Regions from separate parts of the Homo sapiens genome. Here region 1 is linked to region 2. Evidence: read pairs that join two places in POLR2A ChIA-PET (ENCODE). Cell type or tissue: PC-9. All regions are shown on one strand. Links, peaks and the distances in the headings refer to the core of each region. The heading gives the core; the rest is flanking DNA. Region 1 has its middle 110 kb from the start of FGF1. Region 2 overlaps ARHGAP26 (Rho GTPase activating protein 26).

Region 1 (4,397 bases), core at 249-4,248, 300 kb before region 2:
TTTACTGTAATTTTACAAGTTGTATTTCCCCCCAGACTGATCTTTGGACAATTTTAAGAGATTAAGAAACCCACAGATACTATACTCAATATCTGGGTGACGGATTCATTTGTACTCCAAATGTCAGCATCATGCGATACACCTTTGTAACATGTCTGTACATGTACCCCTTGATTCTAAAATAAAAGTAGAAAAAAGAAACAGGAAATCAGAGTTGTAAGAGCAGTGATAGCAATTGGTGCCATTTCTCCTTCTACCCCACTTTTAAAAAATAACTTGGCTGGGCACAGTGGCTCACGCCTCTAATCCCAGCACTTTGGGAGGCTGAGGGGGGCAGATCACCTGAGGTCAGGAGTTCGTGACCAGCCTGGCCAACATGGTGAAACCCCGTCTCTACTAAAAATACAAAAATTAGCCTGGCGTGGTGGCATGCACCTATAATCTCAGCTACTTTGAGGCAGGAGAATTGCTCGAACCCAGGAGGTGGAGGTTGCAGTGAGCTGAGGTCGCGCCACTGCACTTCAGCCTGGGTGACAGTGCGAGACTCCATCTCAAAAAAGAAAAAAAAACTTGATTTTTAAAAAATTTGGTGACTCATTCTATGAATTTTAACATTTGTATAGATTCTTGTCACCACCACCATAATCAGGGTTCAGGACAGTTCCATCACCCACCCCCACTAAGCTCCCTTGTGCTGTCTCTTTATAAGCATACGCTTCCCTGACCCCTAACCCCTGCCAACCACTCATCAGTTCTCTATCCCTATAGTTTTGTCTTCTTGAGAATGTCATATACATGGAATCCTACAGCATGTCACCTTTTTGAGATGGGCGTCTGTGACTCACCAAAATGCCTTTGGGATCAATCCAAGTTGTTGTGTATATCAATAGTTGGTTCCATTTTATTTCAACATATGGATGTACCACCATTTGTTTATTCGTTCACTTGTTGAAGGACATTTGAGTTGTTTCCAGTGATTCAAGTCCTTTATTTTTTTTTAGATTGTGCTGAAACATATAACATATAATTTTCCCCTTTAGCTATCTTGAAACGTACAAATCAGTACCTGGTATTAATTACGTTCACACTGTTGTGCAATCATCACTACTATCTGTTTCCAAAACGTTTCCATCACCCCACATAGAAACTGTGTAACCATTAAGCAATAACTCTCCATTTGCCCCAGCTTCTGGCAATTCTGATCTACTTTTTATCTCTATGAATTTGCCTATTCTAGATATTCTCATATAAATGGAATCATACAATACTTGGCCCTTCGGGTCTGGGTTTTTTCACTTAGCATAGCGTTTTTAAGGTTCATCCATATTGTAGCACGTAACAATGCTTCATTCCTTTTTATGGCTGAGTACTAGTCCATTACATGTATATAACACATTTTCTTTCTTTTTTTTTTTTTTTGAGACGGAGTCTCGCTCTGTCACCCAGGCTGGAGTGCAGTGGCGCGATCTTGGCTCACTGCAACCTCTGCATCCCGGGTTCACACCATTCTCCTGCCTCAGCCTCCCGAGTAGCTGGGACTACAGGCGCCTGCCACCTCGCCGGGCTAATTTTTTTTGTATTTTTAGTAGAGACGGGGTTTCACCGTGTTGGCCATGATGGTCTCCATCTCCTGACCTTGTGATCCGCCCGCCTCGGCCTCCCAAAGTGCTGGGATTATAGGCGTGAGCCACCGCGCCCGGCCTAACACATTTTCTTTATCCACTCATGTTGGGGACACTTGGGTTATTTATACTGTTTGGTTATTGTGAATAATGTTGCTATTCACATTGGCATACAAGTAGTTGTTTGTGTCTGTGCTTTTAAATTTTTTTTTTTTTTTGAGATAGGATGTCACTCTGTCGCCCCAGCTAGAGTGCAGTGGCATGATCTCAGTTCACTGCAGCCTCAACCTCCCCAGCTGAAGTGATTCTTTCACCTTAGCCTCCAGAGTACAGGCACACACCACCACACTTGGCAAATTTTTTTTTTTGATATTTTTTTTTTAGAAATGGGTTTTCACCATGTTGCCTAGGCTGGTCTTGAATTCCTGGGCTCAAGTGATCCACCCGCCCCGGCTTCCCAAAATGCTGGGATTACAGGTGTAAGCCACTGTGCCTGGACTCTTTTTTTTTTTTTTTTTTTTTGAGACAGGGTCTGGCTCTGTCACCCACGCTGTAGTGCAGTAATATGATCTTGGCTCACTGCACCCTCAGCTTCCTGGGCTTACCTGCTTTTGATTCTTTTGCCACTCCTACTTTTTAATTTAAATTGGCAGGAGAAGGAAGATTTTAGTTCTAAGAATCTGATACTTTGTATGAATCTAGTAATTGTTCTTTGTATTTCGTAAGCTTAAAGGATTTTAGGAATTCTACCAGCTTTTTTGCCATTAATGTCTCTTGTGTCCTGAGAGGATGAAGATGGTAGTCAGAATTTGGTTATGGGAAAAGGGGACTCGTGGAAGTGGCCCAGGGCCCATTGGGGGAGCCAGCCTCTGTTTGCGTGCCCTGGCTCAGGTTGTGGTGTAATCGTTTGCTTGGGTCTGGAAGTAGTCTTTGATAGCATCTCATGTGATTGACTTTGTCTGGCCCTTGCTTCATTTCTCCACAGGGTTTGCGAGGCCATTAGAAGACTTAAGGAGATAGGGGCCAAAAGTACCATGTGGGAAGAAGCTTTCACACTCTGCAGGATCTGCTTTTATTTGTAAGATGTGTCTGAACCTACCCAGACTTAGAGCTCAGCTAATTCCGCACTCATTTAGATTGATTGGTAGTAGGGCCAGTCTGAACTGTAAAATGTTTGAGAAATAGATTATGATTACCTTCAAGGATGCACCTTTGTGACAAAGAACTTAATAGGCTTTCTTTAATTAAGAGATAGCTATAATTTATATTTAAGTAGCTTCATTTGTATACGGTAGGGGCTAAAGTCATTAAAAAGCAATGGTATTTTTAAGTAGTGCAGTTTCTCTTCCAATGTTGCTAGTTGGCCTATTAAATTTCCCCTGATAAACATTGTAAAGATAGGAGTTCAGTCTAGCCTTTCTTATCATGAATTGCCACCCCATAGAGACTAAAAAGTATAAGGTTATCGCTCTGTACAGCTAGGATTGCCCTCTTTGTTGACTGGATATGTAGCAGAGTTTTGTTGTTTTTTTTGCGTGCATAAGCATTCTTTTGACCCTAGAGTGTAACAAACCCTCCCCTTTACCAGTCCTCTGCTGTAGCCTTCCGCCAAGCCTAATATTCTCACCCCAAGAGATTCTTTTGGCTTAAAACCCTTCTTTCCAGGAAGTTGTTAAATCTAACAGAGAAAGAGAGAGAGAGAACCAGACTCCGTATATACATTGTTAAGTGTCAGAGAGTTCTAGGAGGGGTGTGTGTGTGGTGTGGGGGGGTGGGAGGGATGAGTGTGTATGTGTGTGTGTGTCTATGTATGTTTCTGTTTTCTTTTGAATGGATGAAAGGACTGTAAATCTATTCTGGATCACCTGGATGATCACTCGGGGACTGTTGACCACACTCTTTCAGTTCCCAAGTTTGCATGGAAGTTGATGCTCACACAGGGACCAAGGGAAGGCTAATACTACCCCATCCCAAGGTATACTGAAGAGAAGACAGAGTGGGAAAACTAAGTCATCAATGGCCCACACTAACTAAGGCATTCCACACTCAAAAAAGCCTGGTAGTTGATACCTTATTCATTGCTGGTGAAGGTGAACACAGAGCCAGCTTTGTAGGTCCTAAGTTCATTAGGATTTTTTCCTTGAATAATCTTTTGGTATTACATTTTGGGGTCTCATTAAATTGATTAACCTTTCAAAATAATGGAACAGAGGTTAACATGGGTTTACCATTAAAAAGGAGTAATTACAACAATGATAATAATAACTTATGAAGCCCTTTGTGTGTCCTGGGCACAGGGCTAAATGCTTTCCTTGTATTGTTGCATTGAATCTTCACAACTTCCCCATGAGTAAGCATTCTTACCATATCCACTTTACAGGAAAGCAGATAGAAACTAAGAGTTTCAGTCGCTTACCCGAATCACACAGTGGGATTTAAACCCAGGCAGTCTGACTCCAGACCCATCATTCTAAGCCACTGTGCTGGCCTCCCACAGTGAAACAGAAAGCATAAAACTATATTGCAGGATTCTAGATTCTAACAATCTGGTATTTTGTCTGTGGAAACAGCTCAAGTGTCCATCAACAGATAAATGGATGGTGCATTCTGTCACATTTATGTCAATGTTTTGGATTTTATTGGCACCGTAACTTTGTTTTTAATTTATAAATAAATCACATATATATTTACACATTTGTTTGGGTTTAATAGTTGTTTACTATTAAACAACTTTATAGTTTAAAGAACTATAAGCATATGAGGTTTATACCTAGT
Region 2 (4,397 bases), core at 125-4,124:
TCCTTTTTCAGGTCCATTCATCAGGATTCTCGCTCTACCCAGCTTTCCTCATTGGCTTGAAGCCCAATACTGACTCCATACCAGCAGTCATTACCTAATCGTCTATCGGGGGATCGGCCTGTCCTTCAGCTTCATGGGGTCCTCACTGCTTCTCAGGCTTGCACTGTGGCAGGGTGTGCTCTGTGCCAGTGGACAAGGAAATCAGGTCACCTGCTGGTCATAAGCTAACAGGCCCTGCCCTGGTTCAATGGGTGCCCCTGTGCAGAAGCCTCACAAAGGCCCCGTTGTGCATGACCAGCCACTCCCTGATCCTCCTGGCAGCTGCCCTTGGCAGTGCGGCTTTTCAGGTGTGTGCTGGGAGCTTTCCCGAGCCTGGCTTGCATTTCACCTGTTTCCACTTTGTTGAGATGATTGAGTTTCTCTTGCTTATGGGGGAGGCACAGGATTGTCGGGTGGGTAGAAAGGCAAACCTGTGTTACTCTTAGTGCAGACTTTGTGCGTTCTCATCAGGGAACATTCTGACTAAAATGGGAATGTGTATAACCACACCCACATTTGATGCACACACATTTGGAGGCTCTAACAGAACATTGTCTTCCACTCTAAAATATTATTCTTTCCCTTTTTTCTTGTGTCTACCTGTAGCCTCCTCCTGCCTTCCTGCCCACGGTGTTCTGGCTTTTGGGTGCATCTGTTTCCTTCCTGGCTTGCCTTTTGTGATTTGTGTTCTGAGGGATAGCCTCAGCCTGGGCTGGCCATTTTTGTCAGATGCCTGAGTCCCCTGCCAACATCTTTTGACATTTTGGTAAGGACCATTCTGTGAAAGTGACTGAACGAGGGAGAGATCGGAGACTGTTGGCTCCTGTGTTCCCCTTCTCCACCCCAAGTGCCTTCTTTTGGTGTAGAGCAGAGCGCTTTGGACAAACCGCAGCTATCTCGGGACCGTGTCATCACAGCGTGTGGGAGGGCAGTCCAGGAGCAGGAGCTGCAGCTGCTGTCCATGCAGTAGCTTGAGCCCTGGTCCTGAGAACAGCAGCACAGCCCACGCCCAGCTCTTCCACTAGCAGCCATTGCTTGGAAGGAGCACTGGGGATTGGATTTGTATCCAGTGCCCCCACTCCCACCGCCCCCCACATTTATTCAGCATACACTGAGCAGGATGCACTGCCAGGTACACAGAGGAAACAAACCAAAACAAACAGAAAGGTGGAAAACACGATCCCTAACCTCAGGGGACAAATCTGGGAGCTAAGAAAAAGTACTGGGAGTCACGGATGCTTTTATTCTAGTAGCTTATGTTGATCTGTGCAGCCACAGTACACCCCCCCACCACCCATATCTTATTAAAGCCAGGCCTTGTTGCTGGTTCTGCCTCATGTTTCCCTCCCTTGGGCATTTGGACATAATGCCATTTCCCCTTCAATGAGGGAACCATGTATGAGGGTAATTTGAATGATTAGCCTAATCTGCAGGAAGACTGCACATGGAATTAAGTTAAGCACATTTGTCCTCAGCAGCCAGATCTGCCAGTCCACTTAAAGGTACCTTGGTGGTTTCATACCCTTAAGAGATGTTGAAGACTCCGGAAGGATCACTGGCTTTCATTACTATCTTCAGTGAAAGTTTATGATGATGACTTTTTAATGATAAGGGCTCTTGAGAGTTTTTCTTATGGATACTGCGTGTGGCATGTGTTTTTACCCTAATACAAAATGTTGCCGGGGCTTTGTTCTCCTGGTGGTGTTGGATGTGGCCAGCCAGGAAAATTCAGGTGAGCTTTGTCAGGCTGGTGGTCCACTCTGCTCATGAGGAGAGTGGAGAGGGTTGTGAGAACCTGGGCCTCGCCTGTGCTTGAGTCAGAAGAGGAAGGCCAGGTGCTATGGGCAGGGCAGTTCCCAGCCCCTCCTTCCAGCCTTCTCCAGGCTCCCTCCCTAGTGAAAGTTTGTGTTGTGAGTAGGACCTAGGGGAAATTACTGTTGAGTCAGACTTGTGGGGGAAACTGCACTGACTGTGTGGAGGGTCAGTGGCAGAGCAGACCTGCAGGCTGTGGACACTAATGTTGGCTCTGATCCAAGCTTTCTCCCCGACTTCCTTTGGCAAGTGGATTCCCACATGTCAAACGGAGATGACAAGTTGCCTTTAGAAAGTAGAGATAGAACTTAAATTGTTAAAGCCAATATAACAAAAATATTAACTTCTAGAACAAATCAGTGCTTCATATTGTAACCAAGTGTTGACTATTTTGAATTTATATTCTTTTGTGCTTTGAAATGGACTCAGGAACAAATCCGCCTCCTAAGATATTCCTAGAAGGACCAATAAGGGCAGCAAATCAGAAAGCCAGTTTAATTTTAGTAATTCCTGATTTTTCCTGTCTTTTTCTTGCTAGATTTGTCTTCAGCGAAGCGGAAGTTTGCAGATTCCTTAAATGAATTTAAATTTCAGTGCATAGGAGATGCAGAAACAGATGATGAGATGTGTATAGGTAAGTCATAACTGTGCAGAAGATAAAAATGTTCATTGTTTGTCATAGCCTTCAGTGTCCCAGCAGAGCCTTTTCCCTGAGATAGGAAGTCTCTAAGGTTAGTAAACAAAGAAGTCCTTAGTGGAAGTGGAGGGCCAGAGATATGTGAGGATCGGAGCTTGGGGCTACTCTGGTCTTCTCGAGTTTTGGGATTGCCTCACCCTCCAGCATGCAGGAGAGAAAGCTTGAAGTTTTGCAGTGGGACTCTCCTTTCCACCTCCCTTTAGTATTTTTCCGGCTGGTGACATTCTTCCCCTTCAACCATAGTACTAAGAGCTTAGAGCATATGTAGAACACAGGTAGATGAGGGGAAATTTAGATCAGAGGTTGCAAAATAATAGGCTGAGATGAGAACACAGCCCAGTTTTCTTTGGCTCTCATTTTTTAAAATTGAATTACCATATAAATTCAATTTATAATCTAAAATTCCAGTTTTCCAGCTTCTTTGAAAAGTTTGAGAATTTGATCTACTGGCTCCCTCTTCTGACCTGGCAGCAGTTGGCTGAGCTATGCGTCTGCCACTGCCTTCAGATAGGGAGAGGAGCTCCGTATCTGGTTCTCCTGTGCTGTGGACAGGGAGGTCCCCGCCACTCCTGTTTCCTTAAAAAGAGGCTGAGGTGGGTTACTGTTTATCACCACGGTGTGTTGCTTCACTCTTCACCATCACCTGCCTTGGTCTGTAGGCAGCCGTAAGCATGGAGGATTCGCAATGTCAAGACACCTTTCTTTGCCAGGGCCTTGTCATTGCACACTATTCTTCTATAGGCACCTTGGTTGACTCCATTAAATGAGCGAGAATTGAGAAAGTTTTATTGGATTAATTAATTCATCAAATGCTTATTGAGTTCCTGTTGCCATGTAGAACATCAGCATCTGGGGCTGAGTACAGGCAATTGGGAGACAGCTGAGAATGGTGAAAATGTATCCTTGTAACTTGTGAATGTATGGCTGCTTTTCCCAACATGGCTCAAGGGTCTCGAGTATCCTCAGGGCCATTGCACGTAATGCTTATTGCTTTTATGAATAATTTTGGCAAAGACGACTGTTCATGTATGAGCACCATGCTTCGAGCTGCATTCTATTAATGAGTGGCTTGAGGACTCAGGAGGAACCCAAAGAGAAGCCAGAGATGTGGCTTCCAATGCCAGCAGCATTGTTTATTTAGCTCTGGTGCCAAAGAAAAGGCTGGGTTCTGACGCAACGCCATGACAAAGGTTGAGGAGGTCGAATCCAGACAGGAAATCCTTCAACTCCTAAGCGGAACTCTGCCCCTTCCAGCCCGGGGCCTGGAAGCCTGCCAGCATCTCACCAGTCCTGGATACTCTCAGGAACAGGCAGATCTTTTCCTTGAAGAAATCATTCCCTAGCTAGAGTGCCAGGTGGAATTAACCTGCATTTCTGGGTCATCCTTAATGGTTAATGATTAAAAAGATGAAGGGAGCCTTGGGAAGCAATTGACTTTAGGCATCTGTATGTGCCAAGGAATTAAAATCCATAACATAATAGCCAGAGCTGGAAAGGCTCCCCAAGGCCCATGACACTCCTTCCACCTCATGGCCCCTTTCTGTTTTCCAGCAAGATCTTTGCAGGAGTTTGCCACTGTCCTCAGGAATCTTGAAGATGAACGGATACGGATGGTGAGTAGGGCTGGGCTACTCTTGGTCCCAGATAGTATATTCGTGTTGAGGGAGCAAGGGATGGGTATCAGAAGAACTAGATTCAAATCCAGACTCTGCCATTTGAATGTTTTGAGCTCTTCAGCAAGCCTCATCTTTGTAGAGTTTGAAGGCTTTTGTAAATATTAAAGGATTACTCTGGTGGATAACTTTAGAACAACGTAGTTAAATGATGTCCTTCTGAAGATTCATTTTAA

The links. Peaks named below come from ENCODE experiments on the same cell type or tissue, not always from the same donor. Only the 100,000 strongest peaks of a DNase experiment are listed, where the experiment ranks them.
Region 1: POLR2A ChIA-PET joins it to region 2 with 9 read pairs; 2 of 35 experiments call an interaction of 5 or more read pairs at or near these places.

Annotation. Positions count from the first base shown.
Region 1 is chr5:142,568,998-142,573,394 of GRCh38, forward strand. No RefSeq gene overlaps it. Among named protein-coding and RNA genes, the nearest start is that of FGF1, 110 kb to the right of the region's middle. In PC-9, for the core only: no CTCF peak of the experiment used is centred there; no DNase peak of the experiment used is centred there.
Region 2 is chr5:142,871,011-142,875,407 of GRCh38, forward strand. It overlaps ARHGAP26 (Rho GTPase activating protein 26), which reads left to right. Exons shown (of 23, transcript NM_001135608.3): 2 at 2,390-2,485; 3 at 4,100-4,161. Among named protein-coding and RNA genes, the nearest start is that of ARHGAP26-AS1, 4.3 kb to the left of the region's middle. In PC-9, for the core only: no CTCF peak of the experiment used is centred there; DNase peaks (open chromatin) are centred at 1,971 and 3,691; H3K27ac peaks cover 3,089 bases.